2 separate regions of the Homo sapiens genome follow, and region 1 is linked to region 2. Evidence: chromatin contacts called from ENCODE Hi-C or POLR2A ChIA-PET data. All regions are on one chromosome and are shown on one strand. Each heading gives the region's core, a stretch centred on a gene start or an enhancer-like site at or near the end of the contact. The rest is flanking DNA. Distances are from core to core; before and after follow the strand shown. Region 1 overlaps LINC02941 (long intergenic non-protein coding RNA 2941). Region 2 has its middle 65 kb from the start of LINC01625.

Region 1 (5,622 bases), core at 2,645-5,144, 440 kb before region 2:
GTTCCAGTCAAGTTGACACATAAAATTTACCATCACACATCATGACCCAGAATACAAATTTATATCAGAAAGAGAGAAAAGGAAGGAGGGAAGGAAGGAAAGAGGAGTGAGAGAGGAAGGAGGGAGGGAGGGAAGGTAGGAAGGGAGGAAGGAAGGAAGGAGAGAGAGAGAGAGAGAGACAAACAGAAATAAAGAAGAAGAAAGAAAGAGAGGAAAGGAAGAAAGAGAGAGGAAAGGAAGAAAGAAAGAGAAAGAAAGAAAGAAAGAAAGAAAAAGACAAGACAGAGAGGAAGGAAGAAAGGAATGAAGGAAGGAAGGAAGGGAGAGAGGGAGGGAGGGAGGGAGGAAAGGAGGGAAATAAAAGACCCATAAAATAAATCTAAGTTGCAAAACTTTTATATATTTTATTATGTTCTATTTTTTCATTCTATTTTTAATGTGAATTGTTATCCACTAAAATGATTTTGCTGCCACAGTTTAAAAAGCAAATATTACAAATGCTTAATTGACTCCTCTTTACTTAAATTGTCTCTATGATTGGTAAAATAGCCATAAATTTTCTTTGCTGACATGCTGGATTCTGAGTGCTTTAAGACTACCTGAGACATGACCAAAAGGGAGAAGCCTTGAGTCTTTCAAAGAGACCTCTGGGAAAACTCATTTCTGTCTGAAGTTTCATCAAAATCATCCTGAACATCCGTATTTCTACTAACATCCTTTACATGATTATTTATGTGCTCTGTAAAACTATGGAGCTTTCTCCCCAGCTTTCCTCTTTTCTTTCTGAGCCCTCACCTGAATTGCCTCTAAAAGTCAAAAGGGGCTGAAAACCTAGTAAGATATCTTTCCACTTTGCCCTTTTCTCCACAAACTCTGATGCTCACACTGCCCTGTTCTGAGATATGATCAGGCTCCTACTGATCCGACTCCCAGAGCAGTGCTCAGTAGCCTGCTTTTCCTCACCTGGGCAATTCAAACTTCACCTACTCAGGAATTGAGATTTGCTGATTTGCTACAGCTAGAAATGTAATCAAATATTTGCGTTAGTTTTCAACCACTCAATGATTTATCATTCTTTTCATTATCTATTGTCTGGCTTCTAACCACCATCTTGAGTATAAACGGTGAAGATGGCAAATATAGGAAAGAATGGTCTTTTACTGTAGGAACCTACAAGTAATGAAGTGGGACCAAAGCAGTCTCTGAACCGGGCTTACATCTTTACAAGAATGTCTAAGAGAAGAAAGGTCGCTCTCCAGCATGTTCAGTCGCAGCAGCCAAAGAATTTATGACAGTGGAAAATGAAGAAGGTGGAATAGGCCAACAACAAATTAGCTGATTGTTGGTGAAGCAATAGGGGCCAGGATACCTTTTATAGGCACACGTTCCAGTCCAGTGAGTCGCCTTTCAGTATCCATCAGAACCCCCTAAGTAGTCTGCTTAAATCAAGATGAGTTGTCTGGTGTGTTCTACAGCCCTAGACCCTACCACTAAGTGGGAAGAGAGGGAGAGAAAAAGAGGGTGCAGGGAACCCTAGAGAAGCACAGGGCAATTCAAGTAAAAGTGGGGAAGGAATGTACCAGCTGTGCACTATCAATATTTTCCTATCAAGACATCCGCTGCCTCAGGATCACATGGTGATGAATCACAACAAAGACCCAACAAAAAATGTTGACACTTTGAGACTCTTACTTAAACATGTACATCAAAAAAGTGGGAGGGGGAGGTACTCCAAGCTGCATGACTTGATATTGACTTGATCCTTGCACAGACTACAGTCATCATTAAACACACATGCTCTCCCAATTTGTATGCCCATACCACAGTCCTCACTCCTTGTTGAGCAATAACAAGGAGATCAGTGTGACTGGAACCTAGTTAAACTATCATGCTCATGATGCTATGCAGTAGCTCTAGATTCCATGTTATAATGTGTGACGTTACCAAAATAATATCCTAAATTATCACAAAGTGGTATTTTAAAAATGCAGTTTTGCGATCCAATTACTTCACAGGTCACATGGCCTCAATCACTGACCTTAGAACTTAACAGCCATCTATAGTGTTTCCATGAAAAATATGTTCCAGGCTCCAAACAGCATTCTTTTAGGCAAACTTTTAGAACACAATCTGCTTAGGAACTGTCTCTACTGTTCTGTGATACGTTTGTTTTGCACATGAAGTTAATTTCGGACTCTTTTCTACAAAGATATTTCCTGCCCTTGGAAGATGACTTCAAATAATAAATTGTCACCAAAAATGGACATGAAACTTTTAAAAAGCAGTAGGGAGGTGGAAAAGATGAACAAGCTGAAAACAAGTCCATTTTGGGAAGGTTCTGAACATCCTGGTTAAGGGAGTTTTTCATTTTAAAGGAAAAAGTATTCATCTGATGTGCTTCTTTGTTCATGGCACTTAATATAGAATTCTACAATGTTAAAAATAGGAAGTCAGGTTTATATGGTGTTTGCTTTAATGACACTAAACTGCCTGGAAATAGCAGCACATGCTATAACAAGTTTCAGATATTAAAAGAAAAGCTACAATGCTAAACTCTTTTCAAAACTTTTATATGAAGTCCCAGGCTTTGTGGACATTCAGGAGTAAATCAGGGCTAATACGGGAAGCTTACAGATGGTAAAATGGCTTCAGGCATCCCAATTATATTAAAAAGTTGAAAGCGGCAGATTCATATTCTCCCTTTTTACATGTCATAAATTCCAAAGTGTTGGTGTCAAACTGTGTCAATTGCACTCATTTATTAATACTTGGAATACCGTCAGTGAGCTGCCTAACTGTTATTATCCATTTATTCATTTACAGCCATCTAATACTAACAGCACCAGGCACAGTTTTCAATCCTTTCCCTAAAACCATACATGCCTCAGGGAGACTTACATAAGCCTGCATCTGGGGAGAGGGGGGAGGAGGAAATAGCAAATTGCAGGATCTGCTGATCTTGGATATAGGTCTCTCTGCAGGAGCTTCCAAATGTGTCTTTGTTTATGTTCTGGGCTCTGGGTTGTTGTGGGGCAGGGATCTAAGGAGGAAGGAATTTGTTGCCTCAATAAAAAAAAAAATGTGGAAGAAAGGTTAGGTGAAAGACAGAAAAAAAAAGACTATCTCCGTGTATTCTAAAACAAATATTTACACATTCAAATATCATCTTTTTTTTTTTAACTATCTGATCTTCAGTCTTGGATGCAGTGGTTAATAAACCCTGATGTCTCCACACAAAGTAAAAAAATAAATAAAATAAAAAATGTATGGCAACAATGCCATGATTCAGACCCAAAAACTACCCTGCATAAAACATTCATTATAATTAATGCAGTGTTTCTTGGCTGGTATTATTAAGACCTTAATTTTCCACTTGGTGGAACTTACTGTATGTAGTAGAAAAATCACTGGCTCTGAGTCAGAAATGCCTTGATTCTAATCCAGCCCCTGCCACTTCTTAGCCATGCCATGTGTGTAAATTAGTTGACCTCTCTGAGCCTTGGGTTTGTTTTCTTTAAAATGTGACTTATAAGGAAATATTAAATGTGACGATTAAATAAAAGAAAGAAAAACAACTACACAGTTCCTCTAAATTGCAGCTTTCCTCCCTCACCCCTTTCCTCTTTAAGAACTGCACAGACATTTTTAATAAGAAAGGATATAAGTGATCAAAATAATTATTCTGAAAACATATGATTCATTGCAGACATTGGTAGTGTGCCCTACGTGCTATTGGGCATGAAAGAGTTAAGTGGGAACGTCACCTTAGAGTCCTGGGGGAAGGGCGGAAGGGAGGGTAATAGCAGATTTAATAGTGTTTCACAGGCAGAGTCCTGGTGCTGTGCAAAGCTCCAGATCGTGTTTCTTCTTAGACGCCAATCAGTCAGGAAGTGATTCTCAAAGAAGTTTACATTGCCCTACTCTCTTTACACTGCAGCACAGTAGGAAACCCAGGACACAGAATACTCACAAGAAAGATGCTAGCATTTCCTGGGATAATAGGGAAAGCAAATGAGCCTCATGTCACATAGCATATTATAAGGAAGCAAAGCCTCCTACACAACATTATACTAAAAAGACCAAACTTATATTAAGCCTTGAACAGTTGCATATGTAAAGACCAAGAAAATAATCCAAATAGTAATCAAAAGCTCTAATTCTTCTTCAATTCCAGTTCATGTGCTACATTTTGAGAAGCATGACACAAAAGTGTGCATGCTCTCTCACACACACACATGCACACACACACAAATATACACAACTCATGCAACACATGTTCACACCTTCTGGTCAATACAAGAAAAGAAACCTAGATTATATCAGAACACAGACAGTCTTACTAGTCAGGCTGTGTCTTCACCACATGCTTAATGGAGAAAAATGGGTAAGGTATATCAGAACTTCATCAGAGAACATTCCAAAGCTGTTACATACATTTATGCTTGTCAAGTGTGTAACATGCACATAATTCTCTTTTATTCTTTCACCCAGTATTTATTTTCTGTTAGCTAGAAGAGGGCATAGGCTTTGTCTATATTGCTTACTTTTAAATTTGTGACCACCTGGCATGTAGTAGGTGCTCAGTAAATATTTGCTGAATAAATTAATGAACATTTCCAATTCTAGGGGGGATTCTGCCATTTTAAATAAGCAATTACAGTAGAATAAGCTAATTTGATTTTTGATATCCCGAGGAACCTTTCCAAGCCCCTTTTGTTGGTAGTTTTCTTTTTAGAACACTGTCTGAACTAGGCCTATCTTATATGGCTTTGCTCCAGCTGACTGGAGATTCACGTGGTAGCCTGTGGAGAGGTATCTACATGAAAGATAAAGACATTGGTTATATTTGTACAGATATTACACTGTGCTGCAAATAACCCACTCTGTCTTTTGTTTTTCTTGAGACAGAGTCTCACTTCTGTCAACCAGGCTGGAATGCAGTGATGCAATCTCAGCTGCAACCTATGCCTCCTGGGTTCATGAGATTCTCCTCGTGCCTCAGCTCCCTGAGTAGCTGGGACTACAGGCACGCACCACCATGCCTGGCTAACTTTTGTATTTTTAGTAGAGACAGGTTTTCACCATGTTGGCCAGGCTGGTCTCAAATTCCTGACCACAAGTGATCCACCCACCCCATCCTCCCAAAGTGCTGGGATAATAGGCATGAGCTACTGCTCCCAGCCTACCCACTCTGTCTTCTATACATTAATTCTAAATCAATGATTTATGAATTTACCCAAATTGATTTTTCTCTACTTATGTTTTCAGCCTCTTCTCCTTCCAGGCAATGAGCTCCATGCTAGCATTCCCCTTTTCTTCAAAGTAATATCTTTTATTTTTTCTTAGAATTCACCACAAGCAATTCAGCAAAATGTCACTGGCGCCTCCTACAAGATACCATGACAGCAAAATTTTATCTTTACTACATGAGGATTTTTTACTTTTTCTAAAGTTTAAATTTTTTCCACTTCTTTCTCCCTTTATCGTGACCTTACAAAGAACCATCATGGTCCAGTTACAGGATGTCCTCTTACAGAAACCATATTTTCTTTCCTTCATTAAGTTATGCAAGTTTAACCAACAAGTGACTGTCTTCATCATAACTTCCAGTGGGCAGTTCAG
Region 2 (5,656 bases), core at 964-3,463:
GGAAGTCGAAATAAAATGTACACTTAATCAAGAGGAGTACAACTCATGTTTAAGTTCCTATCAGAATTCTTCTTCATTTTTATAAAATATGGTTAATCACCGTACCCCAAATGCGAATAGTGCCCTGTTGGAAAACACTGACCATGACACAGAGATTTTTCTTTCCTTGTCTTTCTTCTCTTTCTTCTTGTTCTCTTCTATATCCCACTTTCCTTTAGTAGCAACACATAAAACATCTCTTTCCTAGAATTATAGAAACCACATGAAATTCCATAATCTTATTTGCTGATCTAATTTTTATAGCATTCCACCTAAATCCTCTTATTAAGTATTTTTGTTGTTGCTGCTATTGTTGCAGTGATTTCTTTGTTTTTTGAGTTTTTGTTTTGTTTTGTTCTTTGGTTGGCAGAAAAAGGAGAGAGAAAAATGTTGAATGACACAAAATATAATTCCTTTTTTGTCAAAGAAGGTGCCTGTATCCCCCACCCATTTTTCCCTAGTCCATGCGACAAATAGTTCTTTCTTTTTTTCTTAAAAAGAATCATAGATCCAAGGACATTATTATGACAAAGTTACAATGTGGATTTTCTTCTATGTGATACTTTTTGCTATTTATTCTTATGCAAAATAATGTGTATTTTACTTAGAAAGTAAATAGTTGTGGATTTTGAATACTCACATGTTAAATGCTATAATTTATATATAAAATTTAAATGTCGAAATTCTACAGCTATACTAATATTAATGGCAAGGGGTCTCAGAAAATAAAACTCTAGAAACAAAAAGACCCTGCAACCACCAACAGTATTTCTCCAGGAAAAGCTGCACAGGCGCTTGATCTCAGGCCTCACATAGTGGTTTTATTCCAAAGGAAACACCAAATGACCAAAACTTGCAGTCAGTCCAGGAACAATTCAGAGCCACAGTGATTTTCTGCTAAACCTAGAAGTTAAGCCTCAGAAGACTATGGCTTGGCTCAAAGTTACTTCTTAGCCATGGAAACGTTTTAGAGTTTGTTCATTTATTCATGCATGCAAGGCTCTAAGTGAGCATTTACAATGCATCCAGCAGAGAGGAAAAAGAACCAGTCACTGCTCCCAGGAGATCAAGCTGATGGGAGAGCCCCTCCTAGCCATTCCATCATCTTTTCTGCCTCAACTTCCCAAAGACTTGGCAGGTGTCTGACTGGAAGTGGTTGTTCTTTGCTTCTATCAGTTGTGTTTATGAGCATATACAAACCTTAGAGAGCTATGATTGAACCTCGTTTTCCAAGACTAACACCATTTTTTAGTACCCACATTTATATTTTCTCTCACTCTCATTCTAAATTACAGACGCAGTCAACTCACCTGCCAGAGTTTTGCTTGCCCCAACACTTAGCAAGAAGCTGAATGCATCCAAGGATCCCCACAATCCCAGAACATTCTAAAAATATTGCAGGATGAGAAAGAATTGTCAGCAACTGAGGGAGGAAGTTGTTCAACTTCCACCAAGCATCAGGCTGAGGTGGAATGAGTGGAGACACATGATCAATGAATAAGAAAGAAAATGAGAGAGAAGATGGAGAGGATTAAGAAATAATGATTGAACACATCACCACCGCTTTGCTGGAGCAAGATCAAATACAATGGGCAACGTGACAAGCAAACAGGAAATACTGTGGCGAGTCGCCTGCTCCCCCAAGGCTGAGTAGGCCTCTGTTGCATCAGGGGAAGCAGAGTCAAATCGTGATTTCAGCTTTTCCCAATGTTGCTTTGCACACACACCAACCTCACAACTACCCCACCCTTGTCAACAAATGGGGCATGTCACCCCAGCTTCTATTTATATTATGCTGGTTTGTATGTTCTTTCTTAAAACGTGTAGCTCTCCTATTCTGTAAACATTTATTCTCGTGACCTGTGTGTTTTATCCTACGTTCATACTGAGAATGATCTTCTGGCCAGGTATCTTGCATGGTCTCAACTTGCTTCATAACCTTTCTTAATGCCTAGCAAACCAAAACCACTCAGTAGACGTTGTTGATCACCAAGTAACTGTTTACAGAAAGGAAGAGCGGGCCACACTGTGTATTGCGAGTTAATAATGTGTTCCCAGGCATTGCTCATTGCAGCTGCTCCCTTTAGAAGCAAGAATTCCTGAGCAATGACTGAGCAGACCCTATCGGTGTTCGAGCCAATGACGGCGTCCCTGGAAGGGATGCCCGATCTTGCCTTGCAATCCGGCCAGTTCCCATTGGCTGGGCATTCCGGCTAGCCAGGATTTCTTCTCCTTCCTCAGCATGGCTTTGCTCTTCTTGCTCTACACCTGGAATTTTTTCCCTAATTTAAAACATAGTCATTCTCCATGATATGCTGCCTGTGAAGCACTTCTGTGAGTTTTTCAGGTCTCAAGTGACTAATACTTTTCTCAGCACTTATAATCAGTAATGGTCTGTACTTAGCATCTTAATTTATTTACTTTCCTTCTGTATTGTTCCTTGTTTTCTGTGTCCTTGTCTTCTTCATTTTCTTTTTTTTTTCCTTTCTTTTTTTTTTTTTTTTTCTGAGACAGAGTCTCGCTCTGTCGCCCAGGCTGGAGTGCAGTGGTGCGATCTCAGCTCACTGCAAGCTCCGCCTCCTGGGTTCAAGCCATTCTCCTGCCTCAGTCTCTCAAGCAGCTGTGACTACAGGTGCCCACCACCACGCCCGGGTAATTTTTATATTTTTACTAGAGATGGGGTTTCTCCATGTTGGCCAGGCTGGTCTCAAACTCCTAACCTCAGTTAATCCACCTGCCTCGGCCTCCCAAAGTGCTGGGATTATAAGTGTAAGACACAGTGCCTGGCGTTACTTCCTATCTAGATTCTAAGCAACTTGGGAGCTCACTGCCTTGCAGCATAGCATTATGTTTATATAGGATCAGCAAATGATTGGTGGAATGGGTGGCTCCTCAGTGAACCAGAAACTGGGTAATATTCAAGTGCACCCACACTTGTGTGCGCTAGCCATGCACATGCACATAGTATCATCATGTGCTAGTTACTTTGCATGTTATCTCATTTAATACTCACAGCAACCCAATGGAGGTAGTTACCATTCCCATTTCCGTTTAATTAATGAGAAAAATTTAGAGAAGCTACCTATTTTGCCAAGAGTCACTGTGTTAGAGACAGTGATAGCCTATATGCTTTATTGCTTTTTAACTCCGGTCCATGTCTCCTGTCCCACAGATGTAATCATAACAATGTAACAGCTAATGCTCTTTAAAAAAAAAAAAAAGAAAGAAAGAAAATCTTGATAAAAGTATAACCTGTCTCTCCCATTTACCCTTCCAGTAGTCCACCACCCCCCGAGCCTTTCCCTTTCGCCGTTGCAGTATTGACTGTTCTGAACATATGGGCATTACCCAGTACGCTAGGTCTAAGCCAGGAAATGTCGCTGCGAATAATAATAACAGGATCAACTTCTCAGTGGTGTTAGTGTGAATACGACAACACACTGTATTTTCCAGCAAATGTGTCATCCTTCCACTCATTGACACGAGGACTTGTTCTTCCTGCCTAACTGAGTCAGTCACAATCCCAGCATTTCAACGGATGTGTTGTGAACCTCCTGTGAAGAAAAAATGTCAACATAAACAGTACCCAATAGTGAGAACTATAAGGTTTTCAGGCTCTCGACAGGGATTAGATTGCTTGATTCTGAAGCTTCTGAGACATAGATACCACAAAGAGTGTGACAATTGCCAATTGACAGCTGAAAGACACCAAGGCTGAGGGAAGTTAAGTGATTTACGCAAGGTGAATAAGTTAGTAAGTGGGAGAGCCTTTACTAGAACCAGGTTTTTTGTTTGTTTGTTTTTTTGAGACAGTCTTGCTCTGTTGCCCAGGCTGCAGTGCAGTGGCCCGATCTCTGCTGACTGCCACCTCCGCCTCCCAAGTTCAAACAATTCTCCTGTCTCAGCCTCCCAAGTAGCTGGGATTACAGGCATGCACCACCATGCCTGGGTAATTTTTGTGTTTTTAGTAGAGATGGGGTTTCACCATGTTAGCCAGGCTGGTCTAGAACCACTGACCTGAAGTGATCCACCTGCCCCAGCCTCCCGAAGTGCTAGGATTACAGGCGTGAGCTACTGCGCCCAGCCTAGGGTTTTGTTGTTGTTGTTGTTGTTGTTGTTGTTTTAATTTTTATTTCTTTATTTATGAGACAGAGTCTCACTTTGTCACCCAGGCTGGAGTGCAGTGGCACAATCTCAATTCACTGCAGCCTCAAACTCCCCAGGCTCAAGTGATCCTCCCACCTCAGCCTCCTAAGTAGCTGGGACTACAGGCATGTGCCACCACACCCAGCTAATTTTTTATTTTTTGTAAAGATGATGTCTCACTATGTTGCCCAGGCTGGTCTCGAACTCCTGGGATCAAGTGATCCACCCACCTCGGCCTCCCAAAGTGAGGGATTACAGGCGTGAGCCACCACGGCTGGCCTATGTTTTTCAAATTGTCATCTTTCTCCCACATGTCTGGAGAGGAAGAGTCGAATGAAATAGAACTATTCATACGACAGGGCCTGGACAAGGGTAAATGTGCACAAGAAGCTAAGAGCTCTCAGGAGTGTGGAGAGAAGCCCCCTTTAGCAAGAGAAGAAAGATCCTAACACAGCCCAGGGCAGGAGACAGGGAGGGAGGGCAGAAGAGTGGGCACCTGCAACTTGGAACTTGGCAGGAGAGACTGTTCTCCAATGTTCCTGTTCAGAAAGCAAATGTATTTGAAATGCTGAGGACTCCACATATATTCTGTTAATAATTTACCAACTGAAACCATTAAAGATGTTGACAAAAGACAAAAGCTTTTCCATTTACTATGGGTGTCTGTGGGTGATTTGAAACCACTCATTACCTTTATAAGCTCCTGGGTTAGTTCTGGGTGTCCCGGCTAATTGGCAACAGCAAGAGGCACCTTGGACCAGCAGCGGATAGAGTTTTGGTTTGAACATGCGACTACCCTGATTCCACATTCAGGCGTTTTGTCATGAATTCACCGAGGGACTGTTGGTCCAGGCCTCTGTAGGCAAATTATATTTGCCAATAGATGACATTTATAGTGTAACTGGATATCCCTGGATGAGAAGCTAAAAATGAAAAAGTAAATATGTTTTCCCAGAAGAAGCCCATCAAGATGTCACCAGAGTTGAACACACAATGGAAGCAAGGAAGTAGAACATTCCTGTAATCAAATAATGTTATTCTTTCAGAGACTTCGAAGTATACAGGGACCAAAATTCCTGAAGTGAAAGGAACAAACTGCTCTTACTGAGCAGGATGAATGAATTCTCTCAAGCTATGATTTGTAAATAAGGCCCAAGCAGTACAGTACTTGCTATTTTAAAGTTCTGGATTCTTGTTCCATTTCTGCCACCCCCAGGCTCCTTGGATAAGTGTATCAGTTAGGATGCATTTTGGCTACAAATTACACAAAAATGCAACTAAAGTAGTTTAAACAGTGAGAACACTTATCATTTTTTATGGCATGAGGGCCAGAGTTATGAAAGTTCCAGGACAGTTAGGTTGGCAGCTCCATGATCTGTGACCATCTTTCCAGTCCGTCACACCTCATGGACAAGGTCATCCTTACAGGCTAGCTTCCTCCATGGCCCTAAGACAGTTACTGGAATGTCCA

The links. A loop is a pair of places that touch in the nucleus more often than their neighbours do. ChIA-PET counts read pairs that join two places held with the same protein, here RNA polymerase II (POLR2A).
Region 1: a map of prostate gland shows a loop between it and region 2 (2.2-fold over the local background). The contact joins two enhancer-like sites. A Hi-C loop is called at or near these places in 3 of 168 maps with a recorded cell type or tissue (A673, Caco-2 and prostate gland). POLR2A ChIA-PET finds 5 or more read pairs at or near these places in 1 of 52 experiments (Panc1).

Annotation. Positions count from the first base shown.
Region 1 is chr6:139,980,192-139,985,813 of GRCh38, reverse strand. All of the region lies in intron 1 of LINC02941 (long intergenic non-protein coding RNA 2941), which reads right to left. All of the region lies in intron 1 of LOC103352541 (a long non-coding RNA gene), which reads left to right. Among named protein-coding and RNA genes, the nearest start is that of LINC02941, 6.7 kb to the right of the region's middle. RefSeq lists a silencer at 2,808-3,102. Within about 2 kb of position 3,894, at least 13 of the 41 ENCODE cell types and tissues checked have a DNase peak (open chromatin) inside an H3K27ac peak, as active enhancers do; they include A673 and Panc1, where a contact is called at or near this core.
Region 2 is chr6:139,536,473-139,542,128 of GRCh38, reverse strand. No RefSeq gene overlaps it. Among named protein-coding and RNA genes, the nearest start is that of LINC01625, 65 kb to the right of the region's middle. Within about 2 kb of position 2,213, at least 22 of the 41 ENCODE cell types and tissues checked have a DNase peak (open chromatin) inside an H3K27ac peak, as active enhancers do; they include A673 and Panc1, where a contact is called at or near this core.